Linked DNA regions of Homo sapiens: region 1 is linked to region 2. A link is a loop called in an ENCODE intact Hi-C map of the cell type or tissue named here. Cell type or tissue: CD4-positive, alpha-beta T cell. All regions are shown on one strand. Links, peaks and the distances in the headings refer to the core of each region. The heading gives the core; the rest is flanking DNA. Region 1 holds the start of LOC124901094 (a long non-coding RNA gene). Region 2 holds the start of LOC124901092 (a long non-coding RNA gene).

What was found. Hi-C counts contacts between places; a loop is a spot of excess contacts. Peaks named below come from ENCODE experiments on the same cell type or tissue, not always from the same donor. Only the 100,000 strongest peaks of a DNase experiment are listed, where the experiment ranks them.
Region 1: it touches region 2 in a loop (2.1-fold over the local background); 3 of 110 quality-filtered maps call a loop at or near these places.

The regions. Positions count from the first base shown.
Region 1 is chr5:141,770,836-141,782,935 of GRCh38, reverse strand. LOC124901094 (a long non-coding RNA gene) reads left to right here and starts at 7,715. Exons shown (of 2, transcript XR_007058975.1): 1 at 7,715-8,026. In CD4-positive, alpha-beta T cell, for the core only: no CTCF peak of the experiment used is centred there; no DNase peak of the experiment used is centred there.
Region 2 is chr5:141,719,928-141,732,027 of GRCh38, reverse strand. LOC124901092 (a long non-coding RNA gene) reads left to right here and starts at 11,220. Exons shown (of 2, transcript XR_007058973.1): 1 at 11,220-12,100. In CD4-positive, alpha-beta T cell, for the core only: no CTCF peak of the experiment used is centred there; no DNase peak of the experiment used is centred there.

The DNA.
Region 1 (12,100 bases), core at 4,284-6,783, 50 kb before region 2:
CCTGCCCTGGCCATATCAAGTCGCTTTCCTCTCTGGGCTGCATTTTGGAGACTTGGACTTACTATATTTTAGTAGCCAGTAACCAGCCGTGGCTGGACAACACTAATGCAGCCCCATCTCTACAGGGACCCAGCTGCACCTCTTAGCCCTGAAATAGATCTTGAGAAGCTCACACAGCCCTGTCATGTTTCTCTTGGGAGTTAGGACAAGGTAGGGGTGAAATGTCCCAGCTCAGGACTCAGACATCAGTTGAACCCTCAGTTGCCCGTTGTAGGACCTGGCCAAATGGCTCAAATGTTCCAGGTCTTCATTTCCTCATCTGTAAAATGGGGATTAAAAAACACCCACCTCGTAATGTTATTATTATTCTGCAGATGAAATGATGTAATGACCATAAATTGCTTTGTGCAATGCCTGGCACATAGTAAGTGCTAAAAAACAGTGGCTGTTATAGATAGATATTTGTTATCTTTCCAAAGATAGCATATTGGGGATTCAGGATAAGAAGAGGGATGCTCAGACATTGCAGATGTTCGTATAAAACATGATCCGCAGGCCCAAGAGATGGGTATGGTCTGCCAGGCTGTTTGTTAGAGTGTAGGGGGACTCCGAGATCCTCTAAGTATACACTCCACTCAAAACACTGAGTCTCCTGTTTGTTTCCTCCTGAGCACTTGCCACATTTGTTAGTTGTTTTCTTATTTACTTTTATGATCTGCCTTCCCCACTAGATTGTGAGCTCCACAAGGACGGGGACCTCATCTGTCTTGTTCTCCATTTTATCCCCAGTCCCTAGACTATGGCCTCGCACATAGTAGGTGCTCAGTAAATGTTTGTCAACTGAATAAATGGATTCATCAGGAGGCATGAGATCATGAAGGGCTGCAGGAACAGAGTCTTCATCATGGGTAGGGCAAGAGGGGCTCTCAGACAGTTGCTGGGTGTGCAGCTTAGAGAGGGGAAGGTGGTTCTAGGGCTGGCCCCTGGCAGACTGGCTGCTGGTGATGCTGCAGGGCTGTGATGATGCCCATCTGCCCCTTTCTTCCCCACTTCCCAGGTAAGCTCTCTGAAAACCAACAGTACAAGGGAGGCTTAATGGTGGCACAGGCTTGCTGCGTCTTCCCCAGTAATGATTTAATCATTTGTTTAGAATTTCCTGTGGCATTAATGATTATCCCCCAGAACGGGGGGAATAATTGGCTGTGTTCTCTTGGTGAGCGAGCTCCCTGTTGGCGGGGAGCTGAGCCTGTTCTTCTGTATTCTTCCTCTCTCACCTGCCTGCCACTCACTTGCTGGGTGATGGAGATGGATGAGCTCATGTGTGCAAAGGGGCTGGGAGGACACCTGGAGGCTGCAGGGAGTTGGGCGACGGGGGGACCGAGAAAGAGATACACAGAAATGCAGAGACCGTGGAGAAGTAGCAAGAATCAGAGACCGAGAGAGAAAATGATATTGCGAGTTTGTGTTCTTAGGCTGAGTAATCCCCAAACTGAGCTCACAGCTTCAGTTCTTCCTAGTAGCTTCACTCCTCATTTTGCAAAACCTTCTGTGCATGAACGTGTACTCTTGTGTGTATGCACATGTGGGCATCTCTAGAGCAGTGGTTCTCAGAGTGTAGTACTCGGGCCAGCAGCATCAGCAGCACTTGATGTGCTTGAAATGCACATTTTCAGGCCCCTCCCCAAACCTACTGAATCAGAAACCCAAGAAGTGGGGCTTAGCACTCAAATAGGATTTCTAGGTGATTCTGGTGCACCCAAATTTGAGAAGCCCTGTTCTGATGTATACAGTGTGTAGAGATGTGTGAGGTGGATGCATGTGCCATGTGAACATGGCCACGTGGACACACATGCGGGTGTCTGAGCATTGGAAACTGCAGCAGCAAAAGCCCAGGCAGAAATCAGGCCCCTGCCAGAGAGCCCAGGGGTGCCTGTTATTTGGAAGAAGGGGCTCAGGTCCAGCAGCAACTCCCCCATCATATCCACCTACCCCTTGGTGGCCACAAGACTCCACTACCTGGGATAAGAGGGGGCTGCTGTCCCTGCCAAGGCTTCCATAAAGTTGGCCTGTCAGCAGGATCTGCGGGGAGCTGCTAGTCTCATCCCTGACACTCCAGCGTGGCTGAAAGAGGGACTGCATCCTGGCCCCAGTACTCTAGGGATTTATAGTCCTAGGGACCCGTCCCGCTCCTCCTTGCTGCTCTTGGGCCTGAAGAAGTGAGTTTTCAGGGATTAACTGATTTAAGGAGGATTATGCAGGGCTAGGGGGAATGAATTATCAGCGGAGAGAACCGCAGCACCCACCTGCTGGAGCAGCCAGCAGTGCAGCATCACTGAGGCCTGCGGATGATATTTCAGGAGGAGGTGGGTAGGGTGAGAGAGACCCTTCAGGCTCTGAGGGTAGCTCCCAGGTGTGAAGGTGCTGCGTTGGGGAGGGGAGGGGAGGGGAGGGTAAAGGATAGGGGAGGAAAGGAGTCTGGGGAAGGAGGGGGCCGGTGGAGGAGGAGGATGAATAATTTGGTTAGGTAGAGGGGGAGGCCACAGGAGGGTGGATAGACTGATAGAAGGAAGGAAGGGAGGGAGAAGGGAGGGGTGGGTGAAGAGAGCACAGAGGGAGAAGCTCTGGATGGAGAGGGGAAGATAAGGAGAGGTGGGGATGCCAGGACAGTCGAATAAAGCAGTGCAATCTCAGGGGAGTCTGTAGGGAAGCTGGCGGGAGGGAAGTCACTAGGGAGTGGGGGCTCCATGCTTCGGGAGGAGGGGTGATGGGGGCCTCTCCCACCCTAGGCTAACCTGAGGGAAGGGGCATGGGCTTGAACTTCACAAGTAATCTTAGAAAAGTGAGCTGATTATTGAGTTTTGTATTTAACAAGACAAAAAAGTGGAAGGAGTATGAATAATTAGGAAGTAATGAAGACTTTGCAAAAATAGCATTTTATTTTTAAAAATTAGCAAAGAAAATATTGAGAACATGTGCAAATTGGCCATCTTGGCCAGGTGAGTGAGTCAGCAACCCCTGACAGCCCAGCTGGGCCTGGGGATGTGAGGAGGAAGCAGCCAGGCGGCCAAATCCTGCCAGAGAGTGGGTGGGGACGTTGACATCATTCACCTCCCCCCTGCTTCCCAGCCTGCGGCTTGGCTCACTCTGCTGGGGCACCTGGGACCCATTTGGGGGGAGACCGTGGCAGTCCCCAGCATGATGCTGACCTCAAACGTCTAGGCCCAAACCCCCAGCATCTCTTGCTTCCTTTAATTACCACTGGGGTCCTGTCATCCATTAATTTTGTGCAACCCTTTCTGAACTCCATTCTATTTTCAGCTTGTGAAGACCCCTTGGGGGTAACAAATTCCAGAAGTTGGACAGCAGCTGGTTAAAGCAGGACTTCCCTTTAGAAATCCTAAATTAAGTAACAACAGCTTTAGAAGGGACCTCCTGGTTCTGGGCTGATGCTTCCTTAGCAGTAACTTGGGAGGTTTGGGTCAACACTACCCCCTCGGCCCTCTGCAAGATTTCTAATAGCCCCTTTGCTCCTACATTCCAAATGTTCTGAGCTTTGAGGTCAGACAGATTTAGGCCCAAACAGGGACTCTACCACTTCCTGGTTGTGTGACCTTTAGCAAATCACTTATCTTTCTGTCTTCAGTGTTTCCATCTGAAAAATGATAAATAATCATACCTTCTATTTCCAAGATTGTTGGGACATGATAAAATAATGTATGCAAATCAACTCAAATAGTTCTTGGCACATGGTAAGTGGGAGCTCTGTGGAGCACCCACTCTGTGCCAAATGCTGTTCTACGGGCAGGTGATAGAATACGACAGGGAGGCCCCTGCCCTCAGGGAGCTTCCATCCCAGGAGGATGCTGGAGATGACCATAGGCCCGGAAGCAAATCAGTGGGGGATTCCAAAGAGTGATCTGAGCTATGAGGACAATGAAAAGGTCACGGGCAGGTGGGGGATAGATGGCTCATCAGGGAAGGCCTTTCTGGTAAAGTGACATTTGGGCTGTGACATGTGAGCTGAGAAGAAGCCAGATGAGTGTGGATGTGGAGGAGGCATTCTTGTGAGTAGTCTCAGGATTTGTGCGATCCCAGGGGAGTCTGTAGGGAAGCTGGCTGGAGGGAAGTCACTAGGGAGTGGGGGCTCCCTGCTTAGGGAGGAGGGGTCACGGGGGCCTCTCCCACCCTAGGCTAACCTGAGGGAAGGGGCATGGGCTTGAACTTCACAAGTAATCTGAGGAACTACTTACAAATCCTGAGATTTGTAAGTAGTTCAGGGCCACATTTTTTGCATCCTGAATGGTTTCATAGAATTGGACTCCTTGCCCCTCATCCCAACTCTTTATCTCAGGTTTCCCCTGTCTCTGCGCTTAGAGTCCTCTTGTCTGTTAATGGGTCCCGGGTCTGGGAAAGTGGTAGAGCAAACGGGGCTAAGAGCCCCGCCTCCTCCTTCCCTCACTCCCTCACTCCCACACGGTCCCTCCCGTGGTTCTCCTGCCGCCTCGCTGGCTGCCCAGGGTGATGGATGCCTCCTTGCAGGGCTGAGTCATGTGTGCCTCTTGCAAGCTCTGGGCAACATCTCTGTTACTGCTGTGCTCCCTGCTCCACTCCCCTGTGGGAAGGCAGATTTATAGGGGTTTTCCCCGGGGACTGCACGTGCATCTGCTTCACCCTGGCTTGGAGGCTGCAGGAGAATGGGCCGCTGCACAGAGAAATTTTCTTCAATGCACAGATGGGGAAACTGAGACCTGGAAGGGAGAAGAGGCTCCTAAGGTTGTGCTGCCACTGAGCAGGGGGCTGAGCAGGGGCTTGAGGCCTGATCTCCAGACTCGGTCCAGAGCTCTCTTTCCTGGCACACTTGGCTGTTGGCCCAAATTTAGGTCTTTGTCAGGGTCTTAGCTTCTCAAATTCCAGACCTAGGTCTGTGCAGCCCTCTCTGAGGAGCCCCAGCCCAGCACTCTGTGTAAGTAGCCTCTATTAGTAGTGATGGCCTAGAGTGCTGTGTTGAGGTTTTTGATGCTGCACGGGGCTTCATAGGAAAGTGTTATACAATAGTCCAGTGCTTCTCAAACTCCAATGTGCATCAGAATCACCTGGAGGACTTGTTAAGCCACAGATTGCTGGCTTTTACCCCTAGAGTTTCCCATTCAAGGGGTCTGGTGTGAAGTCTGATGATTTGCATTCCTAAGAAATTCTCAGGTGATGCTGATGCTGCTGGTCTGAGGCCCACACTTTGAGAACCTCTGCTGTAATTGATTAGTGCTGTCTGCTCTGGGCATGAGAATAGGGAATTGTGACAAGTATGGCATATATTTGCCATTCCTCTTCTAGTAGGACTGTGGAATCTTTTTCTTATAAATTATAAATCTATAAATAAATTGTAAATCTTTATTTTGTAGGCAGCCAGAGTAATTTTTTCAAAATACAAACCTAATCATATGACTTAAAATCCTTTGAGGAACCTGCAGACAAAGAGAAAATGATATAGTGTCTTACCCAGTGCAGCCACTGCCCACCGTCATAGCCCATCTTACATCACATGGCCACCTATGTCTCCCTCCAGTCCATCTCATTGTCTAGCATAGCTTTGGCCACAGGGCATTTGCACATACTGTTCCCACTGCCTGGAATGCTCCTACTGTCCAGTTAGGCTCCTTGCCTAATGAACTCCAACTCGTTTAGAGACCTCAGATCAGTCATTGTTTCTTCAGGGACGCTGTCCCCAACCTTTCTGTTCTGGTCAAATTCTCCCATCATGTGTTCTCACAGCCAGGTGAGCCTCTTCTGTGGTGTGTTTAGCACAATTATAGTTCCATGGAAGTGGTTATTTGATTAATGTCTGTCTAGACCAGACTAAGGGACCCAGCTCTAGGAAGGACAGAAACCATATATTCTTTCTACTTATTATTGATTCCACAGAGCCCAGCATGGTGCCTGTTATATAGTAGGGGCTCTGTAAATATTTGTAGAAAGAGAGCAAGAGGAGACGATGTTGTGAATTTCCACTGGGCTATTGTTTAAGATTTTGCTGGAAGGGGAAGGACGGACGTGGTCAACCAGCAACCAGCAAATGTTTATTGAGCACCTACTGTGTTTCAAGGTATTTGGGACTCAAGGCCTTGAGGTTTCTTTGCCTTAGCCAAGAACAATCTCCGAGGTGGACAGTGAGAAGGGGGAAAAGAAACTTGAATTTACTGCACCCTCTCAGTGGGCTGGTCTTTTGCTTTACGTATGCTGTCTTGTTGCATTCTCAGAATGGGTCAGCACTATTCCCATTTTCCAGATGAAGAAACTGAGGTTCTGAGAGGACAAGTGGATTGTGTCTGAGGCCTGTGCATGAATTCCTTTCTTCCTTCCACCCTAGTAAAGTGTGAGGGGGCCCAATAAGGAAGAGCACAGATGTTAGAGTGGCTGAGAGGAGGGACTCTATATTCTGGTCAAGTAATTCAGGCTATTCTTTCACCAATTTTATAGACCTTGTTGCTGGTGGCACAGGTTATTCAGCAGTGGAAAGACAAAGTCCCTGCCCTCATAGAGCTTACATTCTAGTTACAGGAGACATGGAACAAATAAACAGATAAATAAGTTATTGTCAGATGGTGTAAATTCTGTGAAGGAACTAAATTGGGGTAATGGGCCAGCAAGTGGATATGGGATATATTTTATCTTTGAGACAGGGTCTCACTCTGTTGCCCAGACTAGGGCTGGAGTGCAGAGGTGGGAATCGTAGCTCACTACAGCCTCAAACTCATGGGCTCAAGTGATCCTCCCACCTCAGTCTGTAGCTGGGACTACAGGAGCAAGCCACCATGTCCAGCTATTTTTTAAAGAATATTTTGTAGGGATGGGGTCTCACTATGTTGCCTAGGCTGATCTCGAGCTCCTGGGCTCAAGTGATCTTCCTGCCTTGGCCTCCAAAGTGCTGGGATTATAGGCACGAGCCACGATGCTCGGCCAGAAGATATTTTAAATGCAGGCTTCAAGGAAGGCCTTTTGGAGTAGGTCAGTGGTCTCCAACCTTTTTGGCACCAGGGACCAGTTTCATGGAAGGCAATTTTTCCATGGACCCCGGGTGGGGGTCGCAGTGGTGGTGATGGTTTCAGGATGAAACTGTTCCACCTCAGATCATTAGGCATTAGATTATCATAAGGAGTACGCAACCTAGACCCCTTGCATGCGCAGTTCACAATAGGGTTCACGCTCCTATGAGAATCTAAAGCATTCTCTGACAGGAGGCAGAGTTCAGGTGGTACCGGTCTGTGGCCTGGGGGTTAGGGAACCCTGGAGTAGGTGACATTTAAACTGAGGCCTAAATTATGAGAAGGATCCAACCAGGGCCCACTTCTCCATTAAGGACAGTAGCACAGTGCCCACAATACTTTTAGGGGCCCTCAAAATATTTTAATTTCTTTTAAAATCAGAAGAAAACAATGAACTTTTAGGTTAAAGAAACTATAGGTTAAAATAGTTTCTTTCTTTTTTTTTTTTTTTTTTGAGAGTCTCGTTCTGTCACCCATGCTGGAGTGCAATGGCGTGATCTCGGCTCACTGTAACCTCCATCTCCCAGATTCCAGCAATTCTCGTGCCTTGGCTTCCCGAGTAGCTAAGATTACAGGCACACACCTCCACACCCAGCTAATTTTTTGTATTTTTAGTAGAGACGGGGTTTTGCCATGTTGCCCAGGCTGGTCTTGAACTCCTGAGCTCAGGTAATCTGCCAGCCTCAGCCTCCCAAAGTGCTAGGATTACAGGCATGAGCCACCGCGCCCAGCCAAAATAGTTTCTTTAACATAACCATGCTTATACCAATGCAGTACTAAAATATAATTTGTATATATTTTCATGAAGGAAGGGACCCACAAAGGCAAGTGCCTAGGACCCACACAAATCACAGTGTGGCTCTTGCTCCAACCATGGGAGAAGCCACAGAAGAGCATTCCAGGCAGAGGGCACGGCAAGTGCAAAGGTTCTGAGGTGGGAATGAGCTGGACATGTTTGAGAAACAGCAAGAAGGACCTCAAGTGAGGTAAGTAGCTTGGGGAGAGTGATGAGAAATGAATGTGGAGGGTCAGATCGTGGAAGAACTGTGCATAGAGATGCGGGCCAGGGTGAGGAGGTGAGCTGATGACCAAGGGGGCTGCCACTGACTGCTCTTGGGGGCAGCAGGTAGTGAGCTGCTTCTCAGTGTCAGAAGGGCTAGGGCCGTACCTGGGCTAGCAGGGTGACCAGTGTGTCCCCTTTAGGGGAAGGCTTGAATACAAACCTGCCTGCTACATCTTTCCAGCCAAGATGCAGGCCCAGGGAAACCTGTCTCTTGACAACCCACAATCCCTAAGAGATTTCCTGGATCCTCCTGCCCCCGAGGAAAAAAGTGGGCTGTGTCTCAGGCATAGCGCTGAGCAGGTGTTGCTTGGTAGGTGTTTCTGAGTTGGGGGCTGAGCCCCTCTGTCTTGGCCTCATTTCTGGGGCTCACAGCCCCTCCCTGGGACAGCCAGTATTGGAGGGGGGGATGGGACTTCAGCAAGTGAGATACAGTGAGGAGCTATTTAAAGCTGCCGGCAGCTCTCCCCTTCTGTTCGCGGCTCTGCTGGGTGGGAGCTGCCATCGTCACGCACCCACCGGTGCCTCAGGAACACAGCAGCCCAGCGCACCCACACGGAGGCACGTGGAGAGGGTCTTGGTGCACTTCCACAGGCTGGCAGGGGTCCCGCAGCTTGTAGGGCAAGGCTGATAAAGCAGGAATGGACCCTGGACAGCCCCTCACTCTCACCCCGGGTTTCTACCTACAGCCCAGAAAAGTGGCCTACATTTAGGTCACCTGCCCTCCATTGGCTACAAGTGCAAACAATTAGCAGCTTCTTGAGGGTGTTGATGGAGGCAGGGGGGATCTTCAGGCCCTGTGGGACTGGTCGTGCTTCTTGTGCCCTGGAGGTTGTCCCATGCCTTGGGGGAGGAGCGACAGGCACCCAGCCCTCCCAAAGCTGTAGCTTGGAATGAGCGTCTTCCTGGAATGTTCGGGACCCATCCCTGCCCCACTCACACCTCCCAGGGTCCCACCAGAGGAGACTGACTGTAGGGGCTGCCTAGGGCCTGCAGGGGCTAAAAGTGCAAGCTGTGGAGGAAAATGGGCCCTGTTATGAATCCAGGCACGTGACTTGACCTTGTTGAGCCTCAGTTTTCTTCTCTGTGAAGGAGAGAAGGGGGCATTGGGTGTGATGAAGGGGACTTATGAGCCTTTTTCTTCTCTGTGATGTGGGTATAAAAACAGTGTCCACCTCAGATGGTCAGGGAGATTTTGAGTTTAAAATGTCCAGCTTTCTCATAGCCTAGCAGAGTGAGCAATCAATGAGCGAAAGCTTTTACCTATATTATTATTGTTATCGTTTATTTGAAATTGCTCTCCTCTCCCCCAAAACCAAAGGGTCATAGTGGTTCTCTTCAGGACCCGGTGGATGCAGACATAGGCTGCAGGGTCCGGGGGAGGGGAAGCAGCAGGTGAGTTTGGCCTCTGGGTGACTATGTGCCATCTGTGGCCTGGACACACACTGGCCCCTGGCACTTATTGGGACTCCCTGTGAAGTCATCAGCCAGCCTTAATGACTGTTGAAGGCTCCATCCCTGTTCTGATGCTCACCAGCAGAACACCCTGCTCACAGACCCAGGTTCAGGAGCTGTTCTGAACCTCAGGTGAGAACTGCTGATCAACCAGACCAGGGCAAGGGGGAACTTGGGCTCTTCTTTCTGGACCAGACAGACAGTTCTACAGGGTCAACCCTGAAACACAGAACCACCTGCAGGGCCAGACCACAGTGATAAGAGGATCTCTAAGGGGAATGTCCTAAATAGGGAGGACCTCTGGCAACTCAAAACTGCACAGGGAAAGGAGAGATGGGGAAGCCTCAGGACTGAGAGGTGAGGGCTAGAAGCAGCAAAGTGAGTACTGGGAGCAGAGGCCTGCCATTAGGTGCAGCCGGGGAGACAGGCTAGGAGCAGGTAGATGGAGCTCCAAGGAGCCCACCCAGTGGCCTTTCACCACATCCAGGTTTCTTCATCTCCTTTAATACCTCCTTCTGACCCATCCACTTCATCCACATTCACCATCCCTTGAACAAACCTCATGCAATGTCCCATCACTCCAGCCAGTGTCCCCTTCATCACACCAAATGCCCCTTCTCCCTTCTAGGCCCTTTTCACTGAACCTCCTTCACTTTCATCCCATCTGATTGCATCCCAAGGTGCTACGACCTCCACCTAACCCCTCCATTATCCCACCCAGGGTCCTCTCCAGGCATCCCCAAGTCCTCTGCCAAAGTCCCAGGACTCCAACTTCAGCCCAGCTAGTTCCCTTTTCCAGGTCCCCATCACCCCCCCTCCGTGAGCCGCCCCGGAGCTGAATCAGAGCCATAGAACTAACATTTTGCACACACGTCTCTCCAGATGACAGGCAAGCTGGGCCTTCTGCCCTCGGCCCACACATACCCGTGCTCAGGAAGCACAGAAAGCCAGGGCTGCACCCCACATGGGTGAGGAAGAGGGCTGGGGGTGGGGGTAGGGGCCCTTCCCTGCCGGAGAGCTAGCCCGGCCCTGGCCCCTCGGGCCTTTGTTCAAGGCTTGGGACTCACATTTTAGGGAGCAGAACATGTGTGAGATGGAGAAATACACAGGGCTGGTAGACAGAGGCAGCGAGAGAGCTCCTATCAGAGACAGGGACAGGACAGAGCAAGGCGTGACAGGGAAACAGGGAAGGAGAGAGAGGCAGGGATGGAGGCTGAATTAAGACAGAGATCAGAGATGGACAAGGAGAGACAGAAATAGGAAAAGAGAAAGGGAGAGTAACTGAGGGAAAAAGCAAACACTCACAGGGAGGGAACCCGGAAGAAAGGAAGCAGAGATGAGCAAAAGGAAGAGGAGGCATTTGTGAGCCTGGGGGAGGGAGAAGAAAAGGGACCCTGAGAAGGATCGAGAGCTCAGATGGGAAGGAGCCGTCAGGAGCCTGAGCAGACCCTGAAGAGAGGCCTCCGAGAAGCTCAGGAAAAACAGAACCCAGGGCTTCTGCAGGATGATCCAGGGCTGTGCCTGGAGCAGGAGAGCAGAGGCAGCTCCCAGGACTCAGAGGGGAGCTGCTGGCAGGTGCACTGAAATTACTGGGGAGGACCATGCACTCCCTGACCTGGCAGAGCCTGGGCCCAGGACTTGGGCCAGGAAGGGTTGGGCTGATCCCAGAGCAGGCCTCCTGACGCTAGCCAGTGTTCTTTTGCTACCCAGCATTGCTTCTGTCCATATTCCTAATAGCACCATTTATTTGAGAACCTACAAGGTAACAGGTACTTACAGCCATTCTCTCTTCCAATCCTTTCACAAAATGCTTGCAAGACCAAATCATTGTTACCCCCTCAGATGCAAAAACTGAGACTCAGAAACATGAAGAACCTTGTCTAGATCTGACTCCACCATGTTACCTATGAGCCTTTTTTCTAGCAGTACTGTGAAGTCTCATCTAAGCATTCACATTTTGTGAGTCTGCAGTTTGCCCATTCACCAACACATACACATGGGTGGACCCCAGGAGACACACACATGCACACACACAAAGGTATCCCCAGAGGGGACTCGGTATCTGTCCTTCATCTGTCCCATGGCTTCCCCACCCCCAGCCCCAGCTCCTCTTGCTTCCCCTCCACAGTATCTCAGATCACCTCCCTCTAGCTCAGCAGCTAAGCACAAGGATGACGTCATTCCTTTTATTTAAAGAAAAGGGCTGAGCTGGAGCTCAGGATGGGGGACCATGTGGGAGCAAAAGCCAAGTGACTGGCCTCCCAGCTCCTGGCCTCTTCTATTCCCCAACCCGCAGTCTGCTGAGCTGCCTCACGACTCCTGCCACATCCCCTGAGAAGCACCCCAGAGAGGGCCCTACTCAGCATGGGAGCAGTATGGGGAGACCAACAGGTTAACCAAGAAGCAAGAGTTCTGTGAGGGTGTTACCAGCTAGTGTGTTTGTTAAGGGCTCTCTGAAGTCAAGATACATGCTTTTGTTAAAGGCATACAGGGGAAACTGAGGCTCCAGGACATTAAGTCATCCAAGGTGGTTATCTGTGCATGG
Region 2 (12,100 bases), core at 3,351-5,850:
CTGCTAGAAAGGCAGAGTCAAGCCCAGTGACTCCCTGCCTGGGAGAGGTATGTGACGAGCTCGCAGAAAGCTTCAGGGACACCTTTGTTGGCAAAGCAGCTCCTGTCAGCCCCCAATGACAGGGTGGGTATGGGTGGCCATCAGGTGGAGAGAAAGCCTCTCAAAGCTCCTTCCCAGCCCCAGAGCCCTGACACTAGCAGGTCCCTTGAGACAGGCCTTAGAGCTCCTGGCCTCTCATGACTCTAGCTTTCTGGCCTCAGAGCCCCAGTGGTGACAACACCCAGCTAAAGCACTGAGTTGAGCTGCGGGAAGTGGCAAGAGTCCTGCCTATGAAGTATTTTGCAACATTTAAGAGCAGGAGCTCTGGACATTTGGATTCAAATCCCAGCTCCACGCCATTCTTGCTGTTTGTTCTTGGGCAAGTACTCAACCACTCTGAGCCTGCATTTCCTCATCTGTAAAATGGGGATAATTGTAGCTCTCTCCATCAAGGTTATGATGCTTGAGTGACTCTCACTAACTATTCAGGAAATGGGAGCTACGTATTTGTCTAAATGCTCCGATTCCATCTGCATTAATATTAGTGGCTGATGTGCAGTCAGAGCCCAGGACATCCGATCTCAACTCAAAAGGCAGACAGGAAAACCTCACAGGTTGTCCAGGCTGCAGAAAAACACCTTAGTATATAGGCATCTAAGCACCTTTCTCAGGTCCTGCCACAGAGCACAGCAATGTCCCCTGCCCCTCTCCCATGCCTCCCACAGCCCAGGGGACCCGAAGTAGACAACGTAGTGAAAGCTGATGAGGTATCTGTTTCATGGCCATAGCATGCCCTGCCCAACTGGGCCTGAGCCTCTTTCTGACTGGGGTGTATCCTGGGGCTTTAGCCTAAGCTCAGATAAGGCCAAGAAGTAGAGAGAAGAGACTTAGAAAGGAAGAGGGGGCAGCAGTACCTGCCTCTCATAAGAGAGGCTTTGGAGATGGTGAATTTCTTTTTTTCAATACAGAAAGAAATGATCATTTGTCATCTAGGTTTAGGAATCCTGCAGCAACAGAGAAGGGGCCTGGGAAGTCAATATAAGGCCTCTATCACCCTTCAGGCCTCTGTCTGACCTTGAAATTGTCCATGTCCTAGGGATTTGGGGCCAGGAAGTAGTGGTTGCCATGGAAACTTGGAGAAGCTCCCAAGAAGAGAGTGGAGACTGCAAGGAAGAGAAGCGGGGCCAGAGGTTAGAAAAGAGAAAATTTGGCTTGGGCCTGGGTCCTTCCTACTGTGGACACCACTTCCCCGTCCCTTCATGCATTGCTCAGAAAGGCCCCAGTAGCGAGTAGGGGAGAGGTAGGCAGTAAGTTCTGTGTTTGAAAGGTGAAGTGATGTTCTTGAATCTATAGTGATGGGGTTCTGGAAAACCCTGGGGCACCTGGGTGGGTCACTGAAGAAGATCTGGGCAACCAGGTGGAGCTGGAGCCAGGCAAAGGGTGATATTCACCAGCTCCTGGACATCTGTAGCTACTGGCTGTTCAGACAACATGGGAGACAGCCCTCCTGCAAGAAGCAGGAGCAAGGTGAGTGGTCCAGTCCAAGTAAGCACTGGAAATGTGAAAACGGATGATCACCCCTGCTGGAGGGCTGGCCGGCTAAGCAGGCTCAATGGAGAGGGAAGAACAAGAAGAAGCCCACAACTGGACAAAAAGGACAGATGGAGGGGACAACACGAAGGGAGCCAGAGGATAAGGGAGGAGAGTTAAGGGAACACGCAGACAAGAAAGATCTAGGGCAGGTGGACATGGGCCATTCCCCAGGCCACAGGGACTCAGGGATCTCTCACCCACATCCATCCAGAAGGCCAAAGACAGCCTCATAAAGGGGTGACAAGGCTTTCCTGGCAGTCCCCTTCCCAGCTCTTCCTAAGGACTCAGTCTGCTAATTTGATACCATTTATTCAAGCTTACCCATGGCCAGCCACAAATCCTAGATTACTGAGGAATCAGAGGCCAATTTTCTGGGCTTGCTTTAAGGTGAAATAAGGCACTCACAACTCTAGATAGCCAAGCTCCTAGAAGAACTCATCCTAGAGTGGTGCGCAAGCCCAGGAATGTCAGAGCCCACTCTTGAACTTCTCCTCCTCTCTCAACAACCAGTCCCCAATTTCCTAGCCAAGACACAGTGGGATATGCGGGGGTGGGGTGGAGGCAGTCCTAGATGTCTTTTTCTCTTCTTTCTCTTTGGCCCCAGAGAACCCTGTCCTCCAGGCTGCTGGGCCCCAGGGAGCCTCTGTGAAACCCCATTTCCTCTCCATTCAATGACAAAGTCCCTCCCCTCAGACTCTCTGACTTCTGTCCCACATCCTGAGCATTTCTAGGCCAGAACCTCCAGCCACCAGGATCACAGAAGCCTGTCGGCCCTGCAGCTCCAAGCAGGCAGAAACGCTAATTGGTGTTAATGGAGACCAGGCCAGAAACTCACAAAAGATCCCCTCTTCCTGACCAGAGCCAGGCCTGGGGCACAGCCAGGCTGCTGGCTTCTGCTATCTGCTAGTAGGAGGAGGGGATGACGTGGGGGAGAGTGCGCAAGAGTGGGGTGACCCTCTGGGGCTCCCCTCACCTGAGCCTCCTATACACTCAGCAAGAGGCTGGCTTTTCTTGCGGCCCCTTAAAACAACTCCTCAGGTAGACCAGAGCACCTTAAGTACTTTGCCCCCTCAAAGCCTGCCCTATATGCTTATTTTAATCTAATCTTGCTTGGAACAGAAAGCTCTGAAATCAGACTGCCTGTGTTGGTATCCCAGTAACACACCCTAATATGTGCGAACTTGGACCAAGAATGGTGCCTCTATTTTCTTGTCTGTGAAAAGGGAGTAATACTACCTACCTCACTGGGTTGTTGTGAAGATTAAATGCTATCCAGAAAAAGCTCCTAGCATAGTTCCCAGCATGTAGTAAGCACCCGCTCAATGAATGGTAATTGTAGTTCTATGATTATGATTATTATTTCTTGGGCTCAGTTCCCTTTGTTGTGGGAAGTTCCTGTTCCAAGACTTCGACACCGAACATAAAGAATGGAATAGAGCAGGCACCCCAGAGAAGTTTGTTGAATAGATGAAAGGAAGAGAGAGAGGGAGGAAGGGGGGGAGGGGAGGAAGTAGAGGGGGAGGAAGGGAGGGAGGGAGGGAGGGAGGAAAGTGGATGCATTTATCAGAGGTAAAACCACTCTTATAAGTAGATCACTGTTTAACACTCCATCTAATAGACCGTCTGTCATTGCCTATAATTTTACCAATGTTGACTAATTCCTTTGAGTAAAGCACTGCCCTCTTCCCATTGAATCCCTTTAAAATGCAAACTGTCACACTTTAGTTTGAATGAATTATAAGATTGACTGAGAAGAGATAGTTTGAAAGCACTAGAGCCTCCGTGGGGAAGATGGGAATTTTGACATGGAAAGTGCCAAAGGAATGGAACAATTTTATAGGAGGCTGGCTCTAAGAAAATTGAGTGCAGGACACTGCAATTTCCCTTAGTAACAGTTCAGATCTGGCTGAACCTCATATTCAAGAATGTCTTTCCTTGTCTCTGTCCCAAATCCCTCATGCTGTGGATTATAGGACAAAATGATCATCTATTTCTCCACGTTATGGGCCCAGCACAGAAGGTATGACTGTATTTGTTCCTGGAGATTTCTTTTTCTCATGGCAGGAACTATCCATATGCAATCTCAATCCTAAAGTGATTTTCATTTGCCGGGGAAATTTGAAGACTATCTCTTGCCAGTCTGAGGTTAAACACAGAGGGAAATCTAAATGCAATTTTCCTGTTTGAGAAGCAGTTACAATATTTTTAAGCAATTGAAGCTTCAAAATTTCAAATGCAATGTGCAGTTAGGCCTCAGCTACAGGAGCTACAGATTTTTCAAAGTTTACAAAACAGTGGAATATCTCACTGGCTTCTCCCTGAAGCTGAGTCTTTGACTGTTTCATAAATGAAGATGTTCTGGGAGACTTGGTGCAGTTTTATTGGCGTTCGGCTTTTGGCTGGGGCCTTTTAAAGTAAATGTTACATGGGGAAAACGTAAGAGGAAAGATGTTATAACAAAGTGTCAGAGCAATAACACGTTTTTAATAGCATTATTTATCAGCATTTATTGGTGTTTGGAGTTAACAAACACTCTGGTCCATCCCCAATGAGCGTTTGCAGTAAATTTAAAGAACTTGTTTTGCCTTTGGCACAGTGAAGATGACCCAACTAGGATCCTTGTGTCATTTTACACAGATGGTCATGGGCAGAGACCAACTTTTGGAGACGGGGGCTGAGAGCATACAGATACCCTTAGCCAGTTCTCATATTTTCCCTAACCCATTTTCCATGGCTGGAGAGCCCAGTTGCTATGGTCTAAATGTTGGTTTCTCTTCAAAATTCATAAGTGGAATACCTAATCACCAATGTGATGGTATTAGAGTTAGGGCCTTTGGGGATGATTAGATCATGAGGATTAGTGCCCTTATAAAAGAATCCTCTTGGCCAGGCACAGTGGCTCATACCTGTAATACCAGCATTTTGGGAGGCTGAGGCAGGAGGATTGCTTGAGCCCAGGAATTCAAGACCAGCCTGGGCAACATAGCAAGACCCCATGATATAGTTTGGATATGGGTCCCCACCCCAAATCTCATGTTGAATTGTAATCACCAGTATTGGAAGTGGGGCCTGGTAGGAGCTGATTGGATCAAGGGGATATATTTCTCATGAATGATTTGGCACTATCCCCTTCTTGGTGCTGTTCTCATGATAGTGAGTTCTCATGAGATCTGGTTGTTTAAAAGTGTATGGCACCTCCCTGCCTCTTTCTCTCTTACTTTTGCTCTGGCCATGTGATGTGCCTGCTCCCCCTTTACCTTCTGCCATGACTGTAAGTTTCCTGAGGCTCCCCTAGAGGTTGAGAAAATTCCAGCATCATGCTTCCTGTACAGCCTGCAGAACCATGAGCCAATTAAACCTCTTTTCTTTATTAATTATCCAGTCTCATCACCTAAGGTCAGGAGTTCGAGACCAGCCTGGCCAACATGGTGAAACCCCATCTCTACTAAAAATACAAAAAAAAAAAAAAAAAAAGATAGCCAGGTGTGATGGTGGGCACCCGTAATCCCAGCTACTTGGGAGGCTGAGGCAGGAGAATTGCCTGAACCCGGGAGGTGGAGGTTGCAATGAGCCAAAATCACGCCATTGCACTCCAGCCTGGGTGACAAGAGTGAGACTCTGCCTCAAAAAAAAAAAAGAAAAAAGAAAAGAAAAAATTATCAGTCTCAAGTATTTCTTTATAGCAATGCAAGAAGGGCCTAATACAGAAAATTGGTACTGAGGAGTGGGGCATTGCTACAAAGATACCTGAAAATGTGGAAGCAGCCTGAATCCCAGAACTTTGGGAGGCCAAAATAGGCAGATCACTTGAGGTCAGTACATTGAGATCAGCCTGGCCAACGTGGTGAAACTCTGTCTCTACTAAAAATACAAAAATGAGCTGGGCATGGTGGTGCATGCCTGTAGTCCCAGCTACTTGGGAGGCTGAGGCACAAGAATCGCCTCTGGGAGGTGGAGGTTGCAGTGAATTGAGATCGCACCTCTGCATTCCAGCCTGGGCAACAGAGTGAGACTCTGTCTCAAAAAAAAAAAAAAATGTGGAAGTAACTTTGGCACTGGGTAACAGGCAGAGGTTGGAAGAGTTTGGAGCCCTCAGAAGAAGACAGGAAGATGAGGGAAAGTTTAGAACTTCTTAGAGACTGGTTAAATGGTTGTGACCAAAATGCTTATAGTGATATGAACAATGAAGGCCAAGCTGACAAGGTCTCAGATGGAAATGAGAAACTTAGTGGGAATTGGAGCAAAGGTCAAGCATGTTATGACTTAGCAAAAAGCTTGGCTGGACTGTGTCCATGCCCTAAGGATATGTGGAAGTTTGAACTTGAGAGTGACGACCTGGGGGCTGGGCCTGATGGCTCACGCCTATAATCCCAGCATTTTGGGAAGTGGAGGTGGGTGAATTGCTTGAGCTCAGGAGTTCAAGACCAGCCTGGGCAACATGACAAAACCCGATTTTTACACAAAATATAAAAATTAGCTGGGCATGGTGGCTTGTGCCTATAGTCCCAGCTCCTCAGGTGTCTGAGGTGGGAGGATCACTTGAGCCTGGAAGGTGGAGGCTATAGTGAGCTGGGATCACACTACTGAATTCCAGCCAGGCAACAGAGCCAGACCATGCCTCAAAAACAGAGAGAGAGAGAGAGGACGTGATGACCTAGGGTATCTGGAGAAATTTCTTTCTTTCTTTCTTTTCTTTTCTTTTTTTTTTTTTTTGAGACCGAGTTTCGCTCTTGCTGCCCAGGCTGGAGTCCAATGGTGTGAGGCTCACTGCAACCTCCGCCTCCCAGGTTCAAGCAATTCTCCTGCCTCAGCCTCCCAAGTAGCTGGGATTACAGGCATGTGCCACCACAGCCGGCTAATTTTGTATTTTTAGTAGAGACGGGGTTTCTCCATGTTGGTCAGGCTGGTCTTGAACTCCCGACCTCAGGTAATCCACCCACCTTAACCTCCCAAAGTGCTGTGATTATAGACGTAAGCCACTGCAACCAGCCGAGAAAGAAATTTCTAAGCAGCAAAGTGTTGAGCAACAAGTGGCTTGGCTGCTTCTAACAGTCTATGCTTAGATGTGGGAACAAAGGAAAGATTTGAACTTGGAACTTATATTTAAAAGGGAAGCAGAGCATAAAAGTTTGTAAAATTTGCAGCCTGGCCATGTGACAGAGAAAGAAAAGGTTTTTTTTTTGGTTTGTTTGTTTGTTTTTGAGAGAGGAATTCAAGGAGGCTGTGGAGCAACCACTTGCTAGAGAGATTGCACACACACACACACACACACACAAACACACACAAACACACACAAGCCAAGAGCTAATAGCCAAGGCAATGGGGGAAAGGCCTTGAAGGCATTTCAGAGACCTTCCTGGCAGCTTGTCCCATCACAGGCCCTGAGGTCTAGGAGGGAAGAATGGTTTCATGGGCCAGGCTCACGAACCCCACTCCCCTGCACAGCCTCAGGACACTGGCTACTCAGGTCCAACCTCTGCTCCAAGGGGCCCAAGTACAGTTTGTCTGCAGCTCCAGAGGGTGCAGGCCTTAAGCTCTGGCAGCTTCCACGTGGTGTTAAGCCTGCAGGTGCACAGAGTGCAAGAGTTGAAGCTTGGAAACCTCCACCTAGATTTCAGAGGATGTATGAGAAAGCTTGGGTGCCCAGGCAGAAGCTTGCTTCAGGGGCCTCATGGAGAACTTCTGCTAGGGCAGTGTGGAGGGGAAATGAGGCATTGGAACCCACACACAGAGTCCCCACTAGGGCACTGCCTAATGGAACTGTGAAAAGAGAGCCACCATCCTCCAAACCTCAGAATGGTAAATCCACTGACAGCTTGCACCCTGTACCTGGAAAAGCCACGGGTACTCAAGGCCAGCCTGTGAGAGCAGCCTTGGGGGCTGAACCCTGCAAAGCCACAGGGGCAGAGCTGCCCAAGAACTTAGGAGCCCACTTCTAACACCAGTATGCCCTGGATGTAAGATATGGAGTCAAAGGAGATTATTTTGAAGCTTAAAGATTTAATGACTGTCCTGCTGGGTTTCAGACTTGCATGGGGCCTGTAGCCCCTTTCTTTTGGCTGATTTCTTCCTTTTGAAATGGGAGTGTTTACTCAATGCTTGTACTCCCATTGTATCTTGGAAGTAACTAAACTGTTTTTGATTTTACAGGCTCATAGGTAGAAGGGACTTGCCTTGTCTCAGATGAGACTTTGGACTTTGGACTTTTGAGTTAATGGTGGAATGAGTTAAAACTTTGGGGAAGGCATGATTGTATTTAGAAACATGAGAAAGATATGAGATTTGGGAAGGGCCAGGGGTGGAATTATGTGGTTTGGTGATGTGTCCCCACCCAAATTTCATGTTGAATTGCAATCCCCAGTGTTGGAGGTGGGACGTGGTGGGAGGTGATTGGAGCATAGGGGTGGATTTCTCATGAATAGTTTTGCACCATTCCCTTGGTACTCTTCTCATGATAGTGAGTGAGTTCTCATGAGATCTGTTGCTTAAAAGGGTGTGGCACCTCCAACCCCAACTGTTGCTCCTGCTCTGGCCATGTGAAGTGCCTATTCCTCCTTCACCTTCTGCCATGATTGTAAGTTTCCTGAGGCCTTCCCAGAGGCTGAGCAGATGCCAGCATCATGCTTCCTGTAAGGTCTGCAGAACCATGAGCCAATTATACTCTTTTCTTTATAAATTACCCAGTCTCAGGTATTTCTTTATGGCAATGAGATAATGGCCTTATACACCCTATCTCTTAAAAAAAAAGCACACACACAAGAAATGAAAAAGGAGGCCCTAGAGAGCTGCTTTGCCACTTCCACCATGTGAGGACTAGTGACAAGGCACCATTCTATGAACCACAAAGTAAACGCTTACCAGCCACTGAGTCTGTTGGTGCCTTGATCTTGGACTTCCCAGCCTCCAGAATTGCGAGGAATAAGTTTCTGTTGTTTATAAGCCACCCAGCTTATGGCATTTTGTTATAGCCGCCCGAACAGACTAAAACACTAGTCTACTTCCTGAATTACTCCCAGGCCTCAACATGAACCCCACCCACTACAGCAAGTAGACAGAGGGCTCTGAAGACACGTGAATTATGCTGTCTACTCTGTCCACCACGGCTACCAAACAGGTAGCCACAGGTGACCCATCTCCATAGCCACAGCTGATTGGGCCATTATCTGTCACCTGGTAGATAAGTAGTGGCCTGGTGAAAGGAAATAGATGAATTGGGCCAATCTAATGTCTTTCTAGGGAATCTAAGCAGGCAAGCATAAGAAGAATGAGGAGTTGACAGGGTGTGATGGACATGTGTTGTTTTTGCCTGCCTAGCACTCATTTCACATGTTTTTCTGGTGATAGCACCCCAATATTCCTTGGGGTACAGTCCTAGAGTTTAGATGAGCTAGTCTCACCTAAGAGTTTAAGTGAGGTAGTCTCACCCCAGATTCTGCAATAAGACCCTAATTCCCAGGCCTGACCCAGTCAGTAGATTTTATCCTCTCACCACAATGATGGGCTCAGGATGGGGAAGTGAATTAATTAAGATATTGATCAAGCTACTGTAACAAAGAGGCCCAAATAACAGGGCTAAAGCAAGATTAAAATTTAATTCTTTCTCATATAAAAGCTCAAGTAGATATAGTAGTTCTGCTCCACAAAAGTTCTCAGAATCCCAAGCTCCTTCTATTTTGTTGCTCTGCCCCCTCTGGGGGGTGACACTTACCACCACCATGACCACATTTCAGCCAGCCAGAAGGCAATAAAAAGGAAGGGGAAGCACAACAATTTCTTTTAGGGGAACAGCCCAAAAGTTACACACATCATTTTTGCTCATGTATGATTAGCCAGAATTTAGTCCTAAAGCACAACTAATTGCAAGAAAGGCCATCTTGCCAACTAAAATATTCTACCACATTGGAAGAAAAGGGGAACAGCTGTTGTCAGGCAACCAGGAGCCTCTGCCATAGCAACCATCCCATCAACAAGATGGGAAAGTCTGCCCAGAGATGTAGTTAACACAGTGGAAAGAATAGATGAGAGATGGCAAGAATATTATCAAGGCCCAGAGACCTAGCCATGCTGAAGTCCAGCTCTACCTTTGATTTTTCATATATGAGCCAAAAATTTTCTTCTTTTCCCTTTTGCTTCAACTACTTTGAATTGGGTTTCTAGCAATTGACACTAAAGAATTCTGGCTAATTAATGGCAAAATCAGAAGGTAAAATGTCATAAGGGAGAAAGAGGGCAAAAGGACCATAAGGGGAAGCCAGAGTCATGAGGAAACAGGAATCTCAAGATGGAAAAGCAGGCCAGGTGTGGCAGTTCATGCCTGTAATCCCAGCACTTTGGGAGGCCAGGGCAGGCAGATCACTTGAGGCCAGGAGTTCGACACCAGACTGGCCAACATGGCAAAACCCCATCTCTACCAAAAATACAAAAAATTAGCCGGGTGCGGTAGCTCACACCTGTAATCCCAGCTACTTGGGAAACTGAGGCAGGAGAATCACTTGAACATGGAAGGCAGACGTTGCAGTGAGCCGAGATCACGCCATTGCACTCCAGCCTAGGTGACAGAGTAAGTCTCTAGTCTCCAAAAAAAAAAGAAAGAAATTAGTTGGGTGTGATGGCACATTCCTGTAGTCCCAGCTACTCAGGAGGGTGAGGAGGGAGGAGAATTTGAGCACAGGAGGCAGAGATTGCAGTGAGCTAAGATCACACCACTGCACCCCAGCCTGGACAACAGAGTAAGACTTCACCTCAGAAAAAAAAAAAAAAAAAAAAAAAGAGGGACACAAAAGCAAAAGCCACAATACATAGAAAATGGGTGGTGAGAGGAGAAGAGGCAGACACAGAGAGAAGCTAAATTACTTGAGCTACCACCTCTTCCTCCAAAGGTCCTTCCTCTAAGCCACTCCGAGGTTCAAATAACCTAGTTCAGTTACAATGTGTATGGAAAGTTGTGTTATTGGTCAAAATATTTGCTGTTCCTCCCTTGGGTGCCCTTTCTGAAAGTGGAACATACTTCCCATTGATGAGAGGCCTGCCATGCGATTTGCTTTGGCCAATAAAATATGAGGGAAAGCTTTAAGAATCAGTGTGCTCCTCTATTGGCCTGGGCTCCAGAGTGAAGAAAGCAGGGGAGCAGAGCTGCAGCTGACCCATGACAGATATGTAATATAGGGGAGAAATAAACATTTGTCATAGGCCTCAGGGATTTGGGGACTGTTTGTTACTGCAACATAATGTAACCCACACTGACTGATACACAGCCTATATTTACAGCAGTTCCTGCTCATCTTGTAGCCTGATTATTCATCTTTTCCTGGATTTTCAGGCACATATTTCCTTACAGTCTTCCCTCACCTATTCCTTTTTTTTTTTTTTTTTTGAGATGGAGTCTCGCTCTGTCACCCAGGCTGGAGTGCAGTGGCGCAATGTCTGCTCACTGCAAGCTCTGCCGTCTGGGTTCACGCCATTCTCCTGCCTCAGCCTCCCGAGTAGCTGGGACTACAGGCGCCTGCCACCACACCCAGCTAATTTTTTTGTATTTTTAGTAGAGACGGGCTTTCACCGTGTTCTCCAGGATGGTCTCGATCTCCTGACCTTGTGATCCACCCACCTCGGCCTCCCAAAGTGCTGGGATTACAGGCCTGAGCCACTGCGCCCGGCCTTCCCTCACCTATTCTTATAACCAACAAGAAATAAGCCTTAAACAGTCTTCCTGATATGTAATATTATTCTGGAGAGCGCTATCCCTTAAGCCAGGAATTACAGGACTGATGTTTCATGATCAAGTATCCCTTTTTACCAAGTCCCTTTCCAACTCCTAATCTCCAAAACTTCCTGTAGCCTCAAGAGAATGTGGAATAAATAGATCTGATTATTATAAAACTGCACAATTGCATGATTTAAAGTAATTTTATTTTACTGAATTTCATGTTTATAAATTTTAAAGAATTTCTTTAAAACAAAATCAGAAATGGTTCATTTTACAGATGCTGACTTCTCAAACTTAAGAGAGTCATAGATTTGAGTACATACTGCACTAGTGATGATAATGATGATACAGACATAAATTTATGCAGAACTTTCATATTTCCAAAACATATCACACATTTGCTTGCTTTAAATTCACAACAGCCTGCAAATATTATTCCCATTTTACATATATGGAGACTGGGGATGAGAAAGTTAAAGGAACTCTTTACAAATTATGGAGGTGGTACTGTATCTCCCAGCACCTTGTTCTTCTGCTGCTTTTCCTCCACCTGCTACATCTGTCATAGCAGGCACTTATAGGAAAGGGGGGCACCTACCTCCATGACAGAAGCTGGGGAGGGGTAGTCAGAGACATCCCTGAGTTGAATAAATAAGTGAATACATGAATATATGACTAACTGAATGGATGCATGAATGGATGGGTGGACGATAGATAAATTGATGAGTGGATTGATGGGCAGATTAATGGATCTATGGGTGGGTG